Linked DNA regions of Homo sapiens: region 2 is linked to region 1. A link is a contact called in ENCODE Hi-C data. All regions are on one chromosome and are shown on one strand. The core of a region is the stretch at or near the end of the contact, and the rest is flanking DNA. Distances in the headings are between cores, read along the strand shown. Region 1 overlaps ROPN1 (rhophilin associated tail protein 1). Region 2 holds the start of ROPN1B (rhophilin associated tail protein 1B).

Region 1 (7,703 bases), core at 3,682-6,181:
GCTCACCCTGTTTCTGTAAAAAACAAACAAATGAACAAAAACAACCCTCTGCACCCCTAATGCTTTGTTCTGTTGCCCTCTCCCATGGGGTGCTGGTATGGGCTGAATTGTTCCCCCTAAAGTTCATGCCAAAGCCTTAACCCCAGAACTGGAGAATGTGATTGTATTTGAACATACGACCGTTAAAAAGATAAGTTAAAATGAAGTTAGTAGGGTGTCTTTATAAGAAGAGGAGTTAGGATATAAAGAGAGAGCCACCAGACATGTAGGCACAGAGGAACACAGTTTGAGAAGCTGGCCATTTTTAAGCCAAGGAGAAATGCCTCAGAAGAAAGCAATCCTGCTGACAGCTTGTTCCCAGAACTGTCCTCCAGAACTGAGAGACAACAAATTTCTGTTGTTCAAGCCACCAAGTCATGGCAACAAACTAACATAGCGGCTTTCAACCCTAAACATCATCTTTTATTGATTATTCAAACTACAAACCTTCAAATTCTACTGCCTCATAAGATTTTTAAGTATTTTTAAAGATTTAATAAATGGATGAGTGTATAAATAACTCTTTGGACTGGAGCTATTTGGTAAACTGACATAAACCTAAAGTAAACAGATCTTCATTCTCTTGCACAATATTTTTTTGGGATCCGCTTCACAGACATAATCTTTAAGCATCTTGCGAGCTTCATTTTCAAAGTTAGAGGTGAAAGCCTTGAAATGTAAATCGTTTGCTAACAAATATGTCATTCCTTCCAGTGAACATGATTATTTTCTACATACGTGATCTCTTCCTTTTTTAATAATCAGTTCAGTGGAACAGGAGGTGGCATAGGCCAGTCCAGAGGAAGGAGTGCTGAAGGGAGGAGGAATACAGGTCTGCATGCCATCGCATTCTGAATAATGTGTATTAGACGCAGAGAGCTCAAGATGGAGTAAATGTACCTATTACCTACCAGAGTAAAAATTCCTGTTACTAGATCTTCTACAAGGAACAAACTGGCTTTTCTGAATGGCATAGAGATCTTGTCTTGCTATTGAATTGGCAAAGGAAAGAGAAATTCTGGGCTTGCCTCTAAGGATATATGAATTAACTAGGATGCAAGGTCTCCACCAGATGGTGACCCCTGACTTAGTCTCAGCTATAATAAAATACCTTAGACTGGGTAATTTATAAACAACAGAAATGTATTGCTCACAGTTTTGGAGTCTGGGAAGTCCAAGACCAAGAGGCCAGCAGATTTGCTCTCTGGTGAGGGCCTGTTCCTCATGAATGATGCCTTCTATGTGTCCTCACTTGGTGGAGGGGCAACTTTTATAAGGGCACTAATCCCATTCATGAGGGCTCCACCCTCATGACCCAATCAACTCCCAGAGGCCCTACTTTTAAGGCCATCACCTTGGAAGTTGAGATTTCAATATATGAATTTTGGGAGAACACAAACATTCACACCGTACCACTGGCCAACCCCACATTTAAGATCCCAGAAACAGTCCAGCTCCAGCATGATAGAAATGAATATAAGGGTATTGATTACTGGTTTCATAGGACACCCTTTATTTGCAGATTTAACCTCCAGGCTGACTTTATCTCTAGGGGTTCTTTGACATGGGGATGATGAGGAGCAAAGTCAGATATGTCAAGGCCTCTTAGAATTGGAGGAGCTCACTGTTATTCAGAGGTGGGCCTGAGGGTGTCTCAGAGGAAGCAGAGAAGTGGGGATAGAATCACAGGATGTCAGAGGTAGATGAACCTCATGGAATATTGAATCCCACCTCCTTATTTTAGAAGGGAAGTAGAAAGATTCAATTCACCTCATGGTTTCCCCTCTCCAGTTTGGGAGGCAGGTACATCAGAGGAAACCTAGCATCTACACCGTGGGCTAAGCAGAGGGAGGGTTGGAATCTGACTTTCCAAAGTCACTCTTTGTTACTGTGAGGTATGGGGATAAGGGAAGAACTCAGACACACCACACACTGGTGAGGGTCTGTGAAGTAGACCACCAGAGCCAGGGAGCAGATAGGACAGCCTGGCAGAGAATCAAGGAGGCCCTCGACACCATTGAGAACTGAAATGAGCCAGTTGGGGAGGCATCATCAGCCTTTCACCAGTCCGGGAGAGACGAGACCAAAAACTTAAGCTGCAAGCAGCTAGCGACCAGACAGACAGGCATTACCATGGAGACCAGAGATGCCAGGGAAGACTAAGGGATGTGAGAAACCCTTCACTTGACTGCTCTGTGGTCCTAGAGTCAGCTCTTTCTGCCTACATTCAACTGCCATCTTGGAGAAGAGAGCGTGGTGAGGAAAAACCTGAGATACTGGGAAATTTACCTTTAGGCTGTTTCAGTTACTGCATCAGACTAAAATTTCAGGATTGGATTGAATTTATTTATTTTCTTATTTGACCCTTTGTGGGTGGGGTAGACCAAGAAGATCCAAATTAACTACAGATAAAATTTTAAAGGTATATTTTCCCCCAAAAACGTCTCCAAATGTGGTGTGAAAAAAATCTGTAACCCTATGAGAATTTAATAAAATATGTTCATTTTTTATCTTCCTGTTTGTGATTTTCCCCAGTCCTGACTGACAACTCATAGGCCTCTGCTGCTTACTTTCCTTTCCTCCTCAGAGGATAGTGATTTATTCAGTAATAAATGCTATAAAGGACAATGAAGAAAGTGCCACAAATGTCCTCTTGTTTACTTCTCTCTAAAGAAATGATTATGATGAAGGCTGTAGGGGAATCTATAGGAAATTTGGACTACAATATTTCCACTAAATTTTCTCAGAAACAAACCTGTCAAATATGTATTCCAAGCATATTTGAGAAGAACAAGATTATGTTTAGATATGCTGAATGATTCAGACTACCTTTTCATACCATTTGGTTTTGGCAGAGGCAATTATTTTCTCAATAATTTTCAAACTTGTATGTATCTCAGGGATTCTTTTAAAAAAACACGTTTTTGATTCATTTTAAGTTATTTTAACAATGTTTAGCAATGTAAGTCCACATATAAGATACCCAAGCTTTAAATATCTATACATATAAGCTGATTTCAGCATCTTTGGCTTCAAAACAGTAAAATTGCATTTCCAATATCAAACAAGTCAAATTTGGAAAAGGCATAAATCTGTATGAACATCCTGCATCCATGGAGATGTCATGACTAAATTCAGAAATAGCCTCATCTCTCTTTTTTTTTGCTTTCTTATGTCTGAGTTCTGCATCCAATTCTGTTTATTACATAGTTTTCGATAAGATTGTACCCCTTTTAAACAGTGTCTATTGATATATATTCTAGGTGTCTGGAAGTCTTTTTCTACAGTCGGCTCTTGGTTGTCTCTGGGAATATGAATGGAAGGAGCGGAGTGAAAATAAATCTGAGGGCAATATTCATAAATAATCCAAGAGCTACACTGTAGTCAACTCTCCCCAGAGCCTGACCACAGTGTTTCCCTCTCTCCTCCTCCCAACCCCTGCCACTGCCTGACGAGCACAGAAATGACCTTGCTTTAGAGAGGAGAAGGACAAGAGGAGAAGAGGCATGTTTATCATCAGCCCTGCAGAGTTGACCGCGTGTATAGATGCACTGCCCTTCCAGGCCCAGAGGGAGATTTCCCCTTCAGGAACAAAAAACAGTCAAGCTAACTTACAACTCCCAGAGCGCTGCAAGCAAGGGCTAAAAACTTCAGCCACTCGATCTCCTCCGTGAAGCGACCCACATTCATCACACTATTAAACAGATCTGTTGGGAGATTCACCACTTTCCACATCTGGGCCAGCTCCTCTGCACGGATGATCAGTCTGCCAGCAACCTGCAGGGCAGGGGACAGACACAACACAGAGGTTGTGGGAGAAGTTGAGACAAGGCCCTGAGAAACACCCTGTCCCCAGGCCAGGTCCACATCTCCCAGCACATGGCAAGGGGCGGGAGGGGGTGTTAGGAAGGTAAAGATGGCTCTGTGTGGCAGTTATCTTTGCAAATCCTAGTGAAGAGCATGCTGAAATATAATTTATTAATTCTCAAACTTTAGGTGTCAGAATTATGCAAAAGATATACATTTATATTACATTTTAATTTCTGGTGATGCTTTTATCTGCTATTGTATTCCTAAATTGTTTTATTCCTTATATGACAGATAGAAGAGCCTGAAAACAAAACCAAGGGGTAGAGGGCTTACCTGAGACCACTAATGAATGGTAAAATTAGAACAAGACATAGGTCTGTTTCTTCCCGATTGCACTGAGTTCTTAGCTCTAGACCTCAAGTGCATCCCTCATGCTTTCCCAGGAATGATATGGGGTATGTGGCTGACCTGTGGGGATTTGGTCTGGATGCCTAATGTTGCTTGATCCCAGGTATTTTAGAGCTCTGTCATGTTCACTGCACAAGGTACTTGGTGGATAAAAGGAGGGAAGGTGACTGGTTGTTGGCCACCAATGCAACAAGAGCACAGATGCCCGATGAAGTGCTCCAACACCTTTCCTGACTGTCTGATTCTAGTGAAATGCTAAGCCTCTGGGACCAAGGTGGTTAGCCAAGCCAGTCCTAAATCACCCCAAACCGCTCTGTCCTGGACCATAAAGCAGGGTTTGGTGGTGCTCAACCATATGTCCTGGGAATTTGCCAAACCACAAACTTTCTCAAGCTGCACCTTCCTCATGCATTCATTCACCAGGCAGCTCCCAGGATGATGTGGCTATGAAGAGGCTCACAGCCTCTCCCTAAAAGCTAAAAGCAATGTCTGGACCTTGGATAGCTGGGGAGCTAAAATATGCCCTTCCCCAAACTGTGATTTTCATCATATTACAGTCTTGATCAGTAAGGAGACACTGTCCAGTGACTGAGGACTTGCACTTTTCTGGAGAGACGAGATTAGCATTGCATTGAGCCCCTGTACATTCTGCCAGCTTCAAGGAAATCTGGGATGACCCCACCAATGACTCAGCCTACAGCCTATTTCAAAATTATTCCCATTTGCCAAGGAAAGATTTACTTTCAGTCCACGGTTTAGTGTATTTTAGGGTGGTGCTAAGTGGTCAGCTGACTGTCAGGAGAACAGAGGGCTTTTTGTCTGTACCCACCCAGCCTCAACACTGTCCCTACATTCTCCTCAATGCTGCAGCAGGGCCCTTACCTGAGAATGCAGGATCTTTAACAGCTCAGGTGTTAGCTCTGCCCGGTTACACAAAGCGACTCGCTCAGACCGCTCTCTCACCGGAGGCGTCTCTCCACGGGACAGGGCCTCAAAATAACTACAAGAAAAAAAGTCAGAGAGTAGGAGGATCCTATACACCAGTGGCCTCTGGCTGTTCTAGCAATCCTTCCACCTTCTTCTGAGGGAAGGAGGTAGAGAAAGGAACCTTTGTTAAGTGGCTTCTATGTGTCATTGTGTTTAGTTCACTTACATATGGGAAAAGTCTGAATGTGTTACTCTCCACTTAGGGCATAGAGAATGCTTAGAGAATACAAAGCTTTGTTCTTCTCTAAGGATGAGGAAGAACCAAGAAAAGTTTGGGTATGCAATTCCCTGGAGCATATTGGGTTCAGGTTTCTTTTTCAGTCATCTCTGAGTGTTTTATACACGCAGATGTATATTACATATGTATATATAATATTGGGAAGAGAAGTTGGAAGAGAACTAAAAAGTAATGTACGTAAGAAAGGGGAAGGCAGCACAGGAATGGTGGCTAGGGCCTGTAATCTGGTGACTCCAGGCTGGAGGACCACTTAAGCCCAGGAGTTTGAGGCTGCAGTGAACTATAATTGTGCCACTACACTCCAGACTGGGTGACAGAGTGAGACCCCCATCTCTGAAGAAACAAAAAAGGAGGGAAGGGGAAGAGATGGAAGTGTCCTGGGGTGAATCAGGAAGGGTTTCTGGCTGGAGGTAGTGAGGCTTGGGGCTTCAAGAGGGAAGGGAGAGAGCATTGGCAGGGCAGCCTGCAAGGCTCAGGAGAGAAGAGAAGCCGAAGAAGGTTTGAGACAATCTTAAGCTATATGGTGCCTCTGAAATGAAACTGTTTCTCCATCTTCCCTCAAAATTTTCAGTGAAATCTGCCTGCTCCTCAATGTTTTGTGGAGTGGACTTCGTTTGGGGGCATTGTGGAACAAGTACTGAGTTCTGTTTCAGGACTGGCATAAGATGAAAAGAGGCTGCCTGCAGCAGGGAATGGACATGAGCCGCTGACATGTGGGTCACCAATGCAGCATGGCAGGGTCTGTCTCCATCAAAAGCCTGGTTATTGACGATCCATGAACCACAAATTTCTGTCCCGCCCTGCTTTTTTCCCTCCATTACTTCCTCCAGATCCAGGTAGTATGAAAATAATATAGAGGGAATTTTGTAAAAGTCCATTTCAGGGTCAAGCCATACAATGATGGGCTAACCATTGCCTGTCTCTGAGCCACGTAGCAAGGCAGAGCGAAAGCTACATGGACTAAAGCAGTAATTGCCAGTCACCCCTTGGAGGTCATCAGCAGGAAGGGCACCTTTAACAATGTGCATGAGAAATCTCTGCACACAGATCAGTGTTGGGGTGGGCGGGGTGTGGGTGCAATATGACAATAGGAGCAGGGTGTGGCCTCAGGCTTTATAAACCAGACTTGGGTGGTATAAATGGGAGGGACAGAGACACACAGCACCTCATTCCACAGAAGTGCTGCCCAGGTAGAGTAACACTCATCACCAACATCTCTGGACTTCTTGTGGAATTGGTTAGACAACATGGAAGCAAAGCTGTAATCATGGATTTCGTTCTTTGGGTTATTGAGCTTCATTTGCAAGTGATCAGGTCCATGGTTATACACATATATTGCAAATTTGTGTTGTAACACATGCCTACCAGAGGACAAATAAGTATATGTCCTGCCGATGCCTGGTAAGAGGTTTCTTCATTGACAACACATATGTAGGGAAATTCTTACTTGCAATGGATTAAAAACGTATTTTGTCTTGGAAACACTTTGCAGAGTTTTATTCTCTAAAATGCTACAGGTTTTAAGTAAGTCACATACAACCATCTGAGCAGTGCTTTTCATGTCTGGATAGAATGGAGGGGGCTCTTAGGTCATGCCCTCCTTTTTCATTGTGGTTAAACTACAAACTAAGTTTTCATGGATGTCTAAAAAAATTATAGCACGTGATACAATACGAGAGCAAGCAGTCTACAATAGTGGAATGCCTCTTCCATAAATGTCAGGGACAATACTAAGCAATGTCAGTTTGCTTACTATAAAACGGCAGCACAAGAACAATCAAATGGGTTTGAAACTAACGTATAAGATAAAGTCTGTCTATCTGACTATGCCAAAATAAATTAGTCTTCTGAAGCTAAAGTTCAATCTTAGAGGCAATATATAAAATTTAAAATGGAGAACTAAACAGGGCTCATTACTAGGCAAAGCAACCCCCATTTATGTTTCTTTTTATGAGCACCACTGGCTTATTTTCCTTCCAATTGTAAAAGCTACATCCTAATCCAGTCCAGGAGCACAGCACTGGCCCAGAGACTCCGAAAGGCCCCTCTTAGATGCCATTTTGTGTCTTCTCAAAGGTGTCCACACTCTCCCCACCATCTGCCCAGGACACCCACTCACAACCTCAGCCTGAGGACATCTTCCCTTCCCCAACTCACTGGCTTTCTCTCAACGGCCTCTCTCACTCTCACTTTCCCACTGAAACCCTCCTAAGCAGGGAAT
Region 2 (7,730 bases), core at 1,927-4,426, 2.0 Mb after region 1:
AGATACAGCCAATAGCATTTGCTCTGATTGGATTTAAGGTGTGAGAGAAAAAGCAGCCAAGGATAATGCCAAGGTTTTTAGCCTGGGCAACTAGAATTTACAGTTGCTATATTTTGCTATGAGGAAGCCTGGAGGAGCTGGTTTGGAGAGGAATCTTGGAGTGCAGTTGGGGTGTATTAAGTCTGAGAAGCCTATTAGACATCCAGTGGTGCAGAGTAAACAGTTGGATGTTCTACTGTGGTGTTTAGGGAAGGATTAGGGCTGAAGACATAAATGTAATATCCAAAACATGAAACTGAATGAGATAAAAAAGAGAGTGCATGTAGATAGAGAAGTCCAAGTGTAAATCCTGGGGCACTCCAAGATTAAAGTGTCAGGGAGAGGAGGAAGAACAAGCAAAAGAACAGCCAATGAGAAAGGAGAAAAACCAAGAGTGTGATGTCCTGGAATCCAAGGAAAGAAAGTGTTTCAATCATGCGAAAGTGATCAACAGGATCAAATGCTGCTGATAGGTTGAGCCGAGGCTGAGAGATGATGTTGGATTTAACAGCATGTCACTGGGGACCTTGACACAAGTCATTTCAGTGGAGTGATGGGGATGAAAGCCTGGTTCAAGTAGATTAAAAAGAGATTTGGAAGAGAGAAATTAGCGGTGGCAGGTATGGGCAACTCTTTAAAGAACTTGGCAATAAAGGGAAGCAGAGAAATGGGTGAAAGCTGAAGAGGAAAATGATGGGAGAAATTAGAGCATGTTTGTATATTGATGGGAATTATCTAGTAGAACAAGGGAAATGATAAGAAAGGATATTCATTTGTACAAGAAAATAGCAGAAAACAATGTAACCTACTTGATAAAAGATTTTATGTAATAAAAGTTTTTATTGTAATATATAAGACAGATTTTTTTACTGAAACATAATAAACACCCATGAACCCACCATCCACCCCAAGAGCTGGACCACTACCGGTAACATCTATGTGCTCCTCCCTCTCTACTCTTACCTCTGTTTTAGAAGAAAGCAACTTTCCTGAATTGTGTTATTATCGTTTCCCTGTAAAATTATATTCTCTTGACTGTATCCTGTTATTTATTGTATCCTGTTATTTATTGACTGATAGATCAAGGATAATCTAACCTACGCCTCTCAACCTGGCCTCCTACAGACAGACATCAAATCACCTCAGTCAGACAGTGCTATGAAATTCCTCCCTTGTGTTTAACCTGCTACTCTAAAATTCTATTTTATTTCATCTTCCATCTCCAGCTGTTAGTGCTTTGTCTGAAAAACCTGTTCTTCTGCACAAAGATCATTATTATTCATTCCTGTCAGTATTATTTACTCAGCATGAAAGCAGGAAGAGATTGGCACACCTTCATCTCATGTGCATACAACAGAACAGACTCCAGTGGCCAGAGCATTCTTGTTATCCTGGAAGATGCACCTGCAGCCCTCAAGCCTCCAGCCTCCCCCTCCCAACCTAAGGCACACTCTGTTGGTCAGGTGCCTGTACCAACACCTGGTAGCCCCTCCACAGAGGCCTCAGAAAGATAGGTGATAGCTAGTGACTAGGTTTCTTTCATCCCCAGATCTTGCCCTGTGGGCAGTGGCCGTCCCCAGACCATCCAGGATTCTCCAGGTGTGCAAGGACCTGCAGGATTTTGACAAATGCCAGCAGAGTGGCCTCTTTACAAATGGATGACAACAGGCTGTGAAAAGCTTTCTGCATGCATAAGCCAAAAATCTAGTTCCCCCACTTGTTCACTGATGCTTAAAATTGCTTTAGGGAGAGACAAAGGCTTTCATCTCACAACCAGAGAAAGCTCTGAAGACCCTGGGTGAATTAATTGATTTAGACTAATACACACTGTAGTATAAATGGACTGAAGGATTACATGATGCAATGAGCAGCTTTCATATGGGTGTGAAGTGACACGGGGTGTAGCAGAGAAAGATGGGGCTTTTCTTGCCTCTTTGGGTGCTTAAAAAGAACAGTCTTGAGGCCAGGTGCGGTGGCTCACACCTGTAATCCCAGTGCTTTGGGTGACCAAGGGGGGGTGGATCACTTGAGCCCAGGGGTTCAAGACCAGCCTGGGCAACACGGCAAAACCCTGTTTATAAAAATATAAAAATTAGCCTGGTGTGGTGGCACACACCTGTAGTCTCAGCTACTTGGGAGGCTGAGGTGGGAGGATTGCTTAGACCTAGGAGATTGAGGCTGCAGTGAGTCATGATTACCCCATTGCATTCCAACCTGGGCAACAGAGTGAGACTCTGTCTCAAAACAAAGCAAAGCAAAACAAAACAAAACAAAAACAACAGTCTTGAAATCAGAAGACCTGGAGACAAGTTGGGCCCTGGGCCCTACTGCCAGCTGTTTGATCACAGGCAAAATTACTCGAAGCCTTGAGCCTGTTTTCTAAAACGAAGGTAATATCTACCTTCAGAGTTTACTGTGAAACTTTGATGTCATCATGTTTGTAAAAGTGCCCTGGCACAGTGACCACATTCTACCCTATAAATATTTTCTATCTTTCCCTGTTGTCCCCAGGCATCTCAGGCTCTGTTCCTATCCACTCCATGCCCCTTTCTTAGCATTATAAGGTCAAGAGTGAGGAATCTGGGACCACGCAACCCAGATTCAGATCCTGACTCTGTCACTTGCTGACTGTCATCTTGGACAAGTTTAACCTCTCTGTGCTCAGTTCCCTCATCTGTAAAAATGGGGATAACAATAGTACTTGCCTCATGGGGTGACAGTAAGGATGAAATGAGTTCATGTGTGTAATGCACTTAGAACAATTCCTGGCACCAAAAACGCATTGTAAGAGGTGTTGTTGCTATGATTCCTGAGGAATTCTCACCTGTCCACTTTCCACAAGCCGAAAGATCAAGCTCCACTTCTGCCCTCTCACCTACAAAAGCGCACCGTCAATGGCTACACATTCCGCCCCACCCCCAACGCCCCCAGCCCGGGTTTCCTAACGTCCCCAGCCCAGTCCTTAACCCTCCAGGCCGTCTGGTCCTTCCACCACCAGCAAAGCCCAAAACAGCTTTCAGCGTCCCCTAGCAGCGCCCTAGCGGGACCCTGGGAACCCGCCGCTGCAGGAGAGGCGGGGCGGCTCTGTGACGTCGCGCCCGGCGCTACCCCTGGTGACCTGGCAGCGGAGCCCGCGCAGGGTTTGCCAGGCGAAGGCGGAGCGCTAACGTCTAACGCTAACGGCGGTCGTGCCCCGCCGCTGCTGTCACCCCCGGCCGCTGCTGCCCTCCCCGCCGAGGTTCTACTGCTCTCCTTCTTAAGAAGGGTGGGAGGCACTCGGTCTCTCCCCACACCTCTCGCCTGAGGCCAGGCGCCAGGTGTCGCCTGAAGCCAGACAGCCGGTTTGGGAGCGAGCCTGAGGTAGCCACCCCGAGGGGAAGTGGAGGGAGGGCAGGGCTCTGAGCGCCCCGAGGGCTGCGCTGGTCTGAGGGAGGAGCCCTGCCGGACGCCCCCTGGATTCTGAGCCTCTCCTTGTTCACAGGGCAAGGGGAGGGCAAGGGGAAGGCAAGGGGATCTTCAAGAGAATGTGACTGTGGGGGATTATGGCTTTCTGGCCAATTTGTGTGCGTATTTTGTACCCAGAATACTATTATACGGTTTCTTACCCGGAGGACAGTGGTTGGGAGGCTCAAGAGTTTGGAATCAGAGCCCTCCACCGAGGAGCCACACCTCTGCTTTTTCATCAGCGACAGGGATATAAAAATACCTCTGGGTGAATTGTCATGTGGACCAATGGGCATACCTAGCACTTCATAGACTCCTATCACACATTATTTTATACCTAGCACTTCATAGACTCCTGTCAGGCATTATTTTATACCTGGCACTTCATAGACTCCTATCACATATTATTTTATACCTAGCACTTCATAGACTCCTATCACGCATTATTTTATACCTAGCACTTCATAGACTCCTATCACGTGTTCATTTTATAGCTAGCACTTCATAGACTGCTATCACGCATTCATTTTTACTAGTACCTATTGAACACTAAGTTCCAGGCACTGGGCTAGGCACTGGGATGGTGTGGTGAGCAAAAACTGACCAGTCCTGCCGTGGAGTTTGCTGGGGGAGACACATGTTACTCAAAGAATCACACTAAGGATAGGTAAGTGATGCTCTGGAAGGGTATGTACAATGGAACTGACAGGGTAATCAGGGAAGGTTAAGCAGACCTCCAAAGGAAGAATCAACCTGTTAAGAGGAGGAGAATGCATTCCAAACAAGAGTAACCACATCCCAAACCCACCACCTCCAATTCCGAACCCAAACAGGGATGTGCAGTTGTCTGTGCTTGGTTCCAAGCCGCTCATAGAAACCCTCTGAGATTCTGCCCTGGAGCCTTTCATTCATGTAATGGAGACTTTCATTTATGAAATGGAAGCCCTGTTTAGCCCATACCAATAAAAACAAGTGAGAAATCCCTGAAACAAGACTATACAGTCTATTTTAAGACCTACATTCTTCAGCACTTGGCAGGTATACGTTGGGCTGCCATTTCACATTGGGAGGCATGTTTTGTTTGCTTTTTTGTGTTTTTTAAAAATTCCTTTCTTCCCCCCTCTCCGAGAAACACCCAAGAATGATCAATAAATACTAAAAAAATTTTAAAAAATCCTTTTTTCCTCTGTACAGATTTAGTGGTTATTACTGTTAAAACTTTTCTAATACTTTGCAAAGTCTAAAATTAATCATTATTTTATCATCCTTTTCCTCCAAATAAAAGAACATAAATAAAGTAAAAGGTCATGAAGTCCCACCAATCTAAGACCACTTTAGTTTCTTGTCTTGGGATTTCCGAGCCATGCTGGTGTTGGTATAAATGGAAAACTTAGAACTAGTCTGTGGCTACCAACTCCTGGGGGACTGTTTCTCTCCTGACTAGAAGCAGCAATGGAGACAGGTTTCTTTGTTGCTTACCCCAGCCTGTAGGCAGATATTTTCAGCCACACCTTTTCACGCTGAGGGTGTAGTCCCTGGGCGGGTCTCAAGTTTAGGTCAGAAGGGGAGTCCTTTAGTCCAGACATTTGCCTTTTGTGAGCCTAATCCTTGGTCTCTATCCACCCTGCCTAGCAATTTATCTCAAAGCTTCAAGTTCCTGCCATCTACATGTGCCCAGGTGAGCCCTAGTTTCTTCATTTGCCCAGCACTGCGGGTTCCCCTTTCCTCACCTCATTGGCCACTGGAAGATTTCTCTCACTTCACTGCAAGCCCAGCAAGGCAATGTGAAAGGCTTGTACTGAGATTTGTCTGGCCTCTAGGTGTTTTGAAGAGGGACAGCTTTTTAGCATATCTAGTCTGTCCCTTTCTCTACTAAAAGCAGAAAAAAATCTTTTGATCTGTTGTTTATTTGTGGATGGAATTGTATATATTTTATGGATGTTCATGTTTTGTTTCAATTTGTCCTGGAACTTTTTGAGAGAAAATGTACGAGTTTTCCGCCTGACAATTAGAGTTGAAAAAACATGCAGCTATAAACAGAGACGCTCATCAAATGGCTGTTTAATGACTATTTTTATATGGAAATAACCTAATGTTAATTCATAGAGGGTTCAGAGTAAATTTTGCTACAATTCTTACCTAGCTAATAAGAGCTGGATGACATGCAAAGATGTTCATGATATACTTTTGAGTAAATAAGCTGTTTTGCATAATCTTATTTTTTTGTTTTACAAACATATATATTTATACTGAAAAATTCTGGAAGGAGACATCCAATATTTTAGGGTGATACCATTAGGGATTTTTTTGTTGACTTCCACTTTTTAAATAAAAAAGGACTGTGTAATTTTTACGTAAAGGATATAACTATTTACAACAAAAAGTAGGGGTTAGCAGACGGCTTTCTAACCTTGCCGTTGTGTAACAATAGAATGCATTTGTCTTGCGGAGTCCCCAAAATTGAGTGTCAAACAGAGGCTGGGTGACCTCCTGTCCAGGATTGCTCTCATCTTATGAGTCCAAGTTTTCATCTTATGTATTTTTTCTCCTGAGAATAGGTCAACCAATCAATGGCTCAGACAGATAAGCCAACATGCATCCCGCCGGAGCTGCCGAAAATGCTGAAGGAGTTTGCCAAAGCCGCCATTCGGGCGCAGCCGCAGGACCTCATCCAGTGGGGGGCCGAGTACGTGCTCCTTTCTCGCCTTCATCTCTTGGAGGACGGGCGGGGAGAGAGGGTCCTGTAAAACCGCGGAGGTTGTCATGGCTGCAGCCAGGGGGTCGGGACTAACTGGCATCGTCTTTGTTTTAGCTCTTGCATTGCTTTGATGCTTTAAAATCCACACATAAATACTACATCTAGCCGGGCAAGGATGGGATGCCTCCCCTAAGCGAGCCAGATTGAGCAGTAGGACGCCAGGTCAATAGGCCGTGTCCTGGGGCAAGCAGCAAGTTAGATGACCGCGTCACACCAGCGTATGCACACCCACCTCCTCCCTGCACGCCTTTTCCCACTCTCGGTGGAAAGAAGGGCTGGGAATCTCCGCAGCTTAATCTGCCTTTCTTCATTCTCCTGTCTCACCACTAGATGGCAGCAGTGCAGCCGGGGGAGGGAAGCGACAGCCCTGGGTGGATGGGGTGGGACCAGTCCTGCTAGTTCACTCCTTTAAGGAGACACTTCCTCCCCTGCTGTTAAAACTCATACTTGGACCCAACCAAAGAGGCTTTGTATCTTTGAGGAAATTATTGTTATTTTCTTTGGTGTTTCTCTGAACTGATTTGTTCTGCCAACATAATGATGTCCTCACAGTACACACTGCATTCTGGGGAAAGGCCAGGCAGAGTGATGGGGTCCTCAGGCATGGCTGAAAACAGTGTGCCTCAAACACGGGTGCCTTCTTTCAGGAGAGACCTCCAGAGGCTGCTCAGTAGATGGAGCTTACACAACAATCGCTGCGGGCCTGGATTGAAGTAGCTTTGCACAGAAAGCCTCTCAGCTATGAAATTGCTCCTTGGACAAACTTGCCTGCTTGAAACTGGGGAACCAGGACTTGAGACAGGAGTTGGAAGATAACTAGACCTCACGGACCATTTTCAGGCTATTTTTACTGTTTGATGATTCCCTGCTTAGGAGGGTTTCAGTGGGAAAGTGAGAGTGAGAGAGGCCGTTGAGAGAAAGCCAGTGAGTTGGGGAAGGGAAGATGTCCTCAGGCTGAGGTTGTGAGTGGGTGTCCTGGGCAGATGGTGGGGAGAGTGTGGACACCTTTGAGAAGACACAAAATGGCACCTAAGAGGGGCCTTTCGGAGTCTCTGGGCCAGTGTTGTGCTCCTGGTCTGGATTAGGATGCAGCTTTTACAATTGGAAGGAAAATAGGCCAGTGGTGCTCATAAAAAGAAACATAAATGGGGGTTGCTTTGCCTAGTAATAAGCCCTGTTTAGTTTTCCATTCTAAATTTTATATATTGCCTCTAAGATTGAACTTTAGCTTCAGAAGACTAATTTATTTTGGCATAGTCAGATAGACAGACTTTATCTTATACGTTAGTTTCAAACCCATTTGATTGTTCTTGTGCTGCCGTTTTATAGTAAGCAAAATGACATTGCTTAGTATTGTCCCTGACATTTATGGAAGAGGCATTCCACTATTGTAGACTGCTTGCTCTCGTATTGTATCACGTGCTATAATTTTTTTAGACATCCATGAAAACTTAGTTTGTAGTTTAACCACAATGAAAAAGGAGGGCAT

The links. Hi-C counts contacts between places; a loop is a spot of excess contacts on that map.
Region 2: a loop to region 1 is called in a map of GM18951, with 22 times the contacts of the local background. The contact joins the promoter of ROPN1B here to the enhancer-like site in region 1. A Hi-C loop is called at or near these places in 1 of 168 maps with a recorded cell type or tissue (GM18951) and 2 of 37 single-sample maps with no recorded cell type.

Annotation. Positions count from the first base shown.
Region 1 is chr3:123,971,725-123,979,427 of GRCh38, forward strand. ROPN1 (rhophilin associated tail protein 1) reads right to left here. Exons shown (of 6, transcript NM_001317774.2): 3 at 5,140-5,257; 4 at 3,655-3,816. Among named protein-coding and RNA genes, the nearest start is that of CCDC14, 14 kb to the left of the region's middle. Within about 2 kb of position 4,932, at least 3 of the 41 ENCODE cell types and tissues checked have a DNase peak (open chromatin) inside an H3K27ac peak, as active enhancers do.
Region 2 is chr3:125,966,002-125,973,731 of GRCh38, forward strand. ROPN1B (rhophilin associated tail protein 1B) reads left to right here and starts at 3,177. Exons shown (of 7, transcript NM_001308313.2): 1 at 3,177-3,399; 2 at 5,116-5,161; 3 at 6,042-6,169. The coding sequence starts at 6,054. It also overlaps the pseudogene ALG1L1P.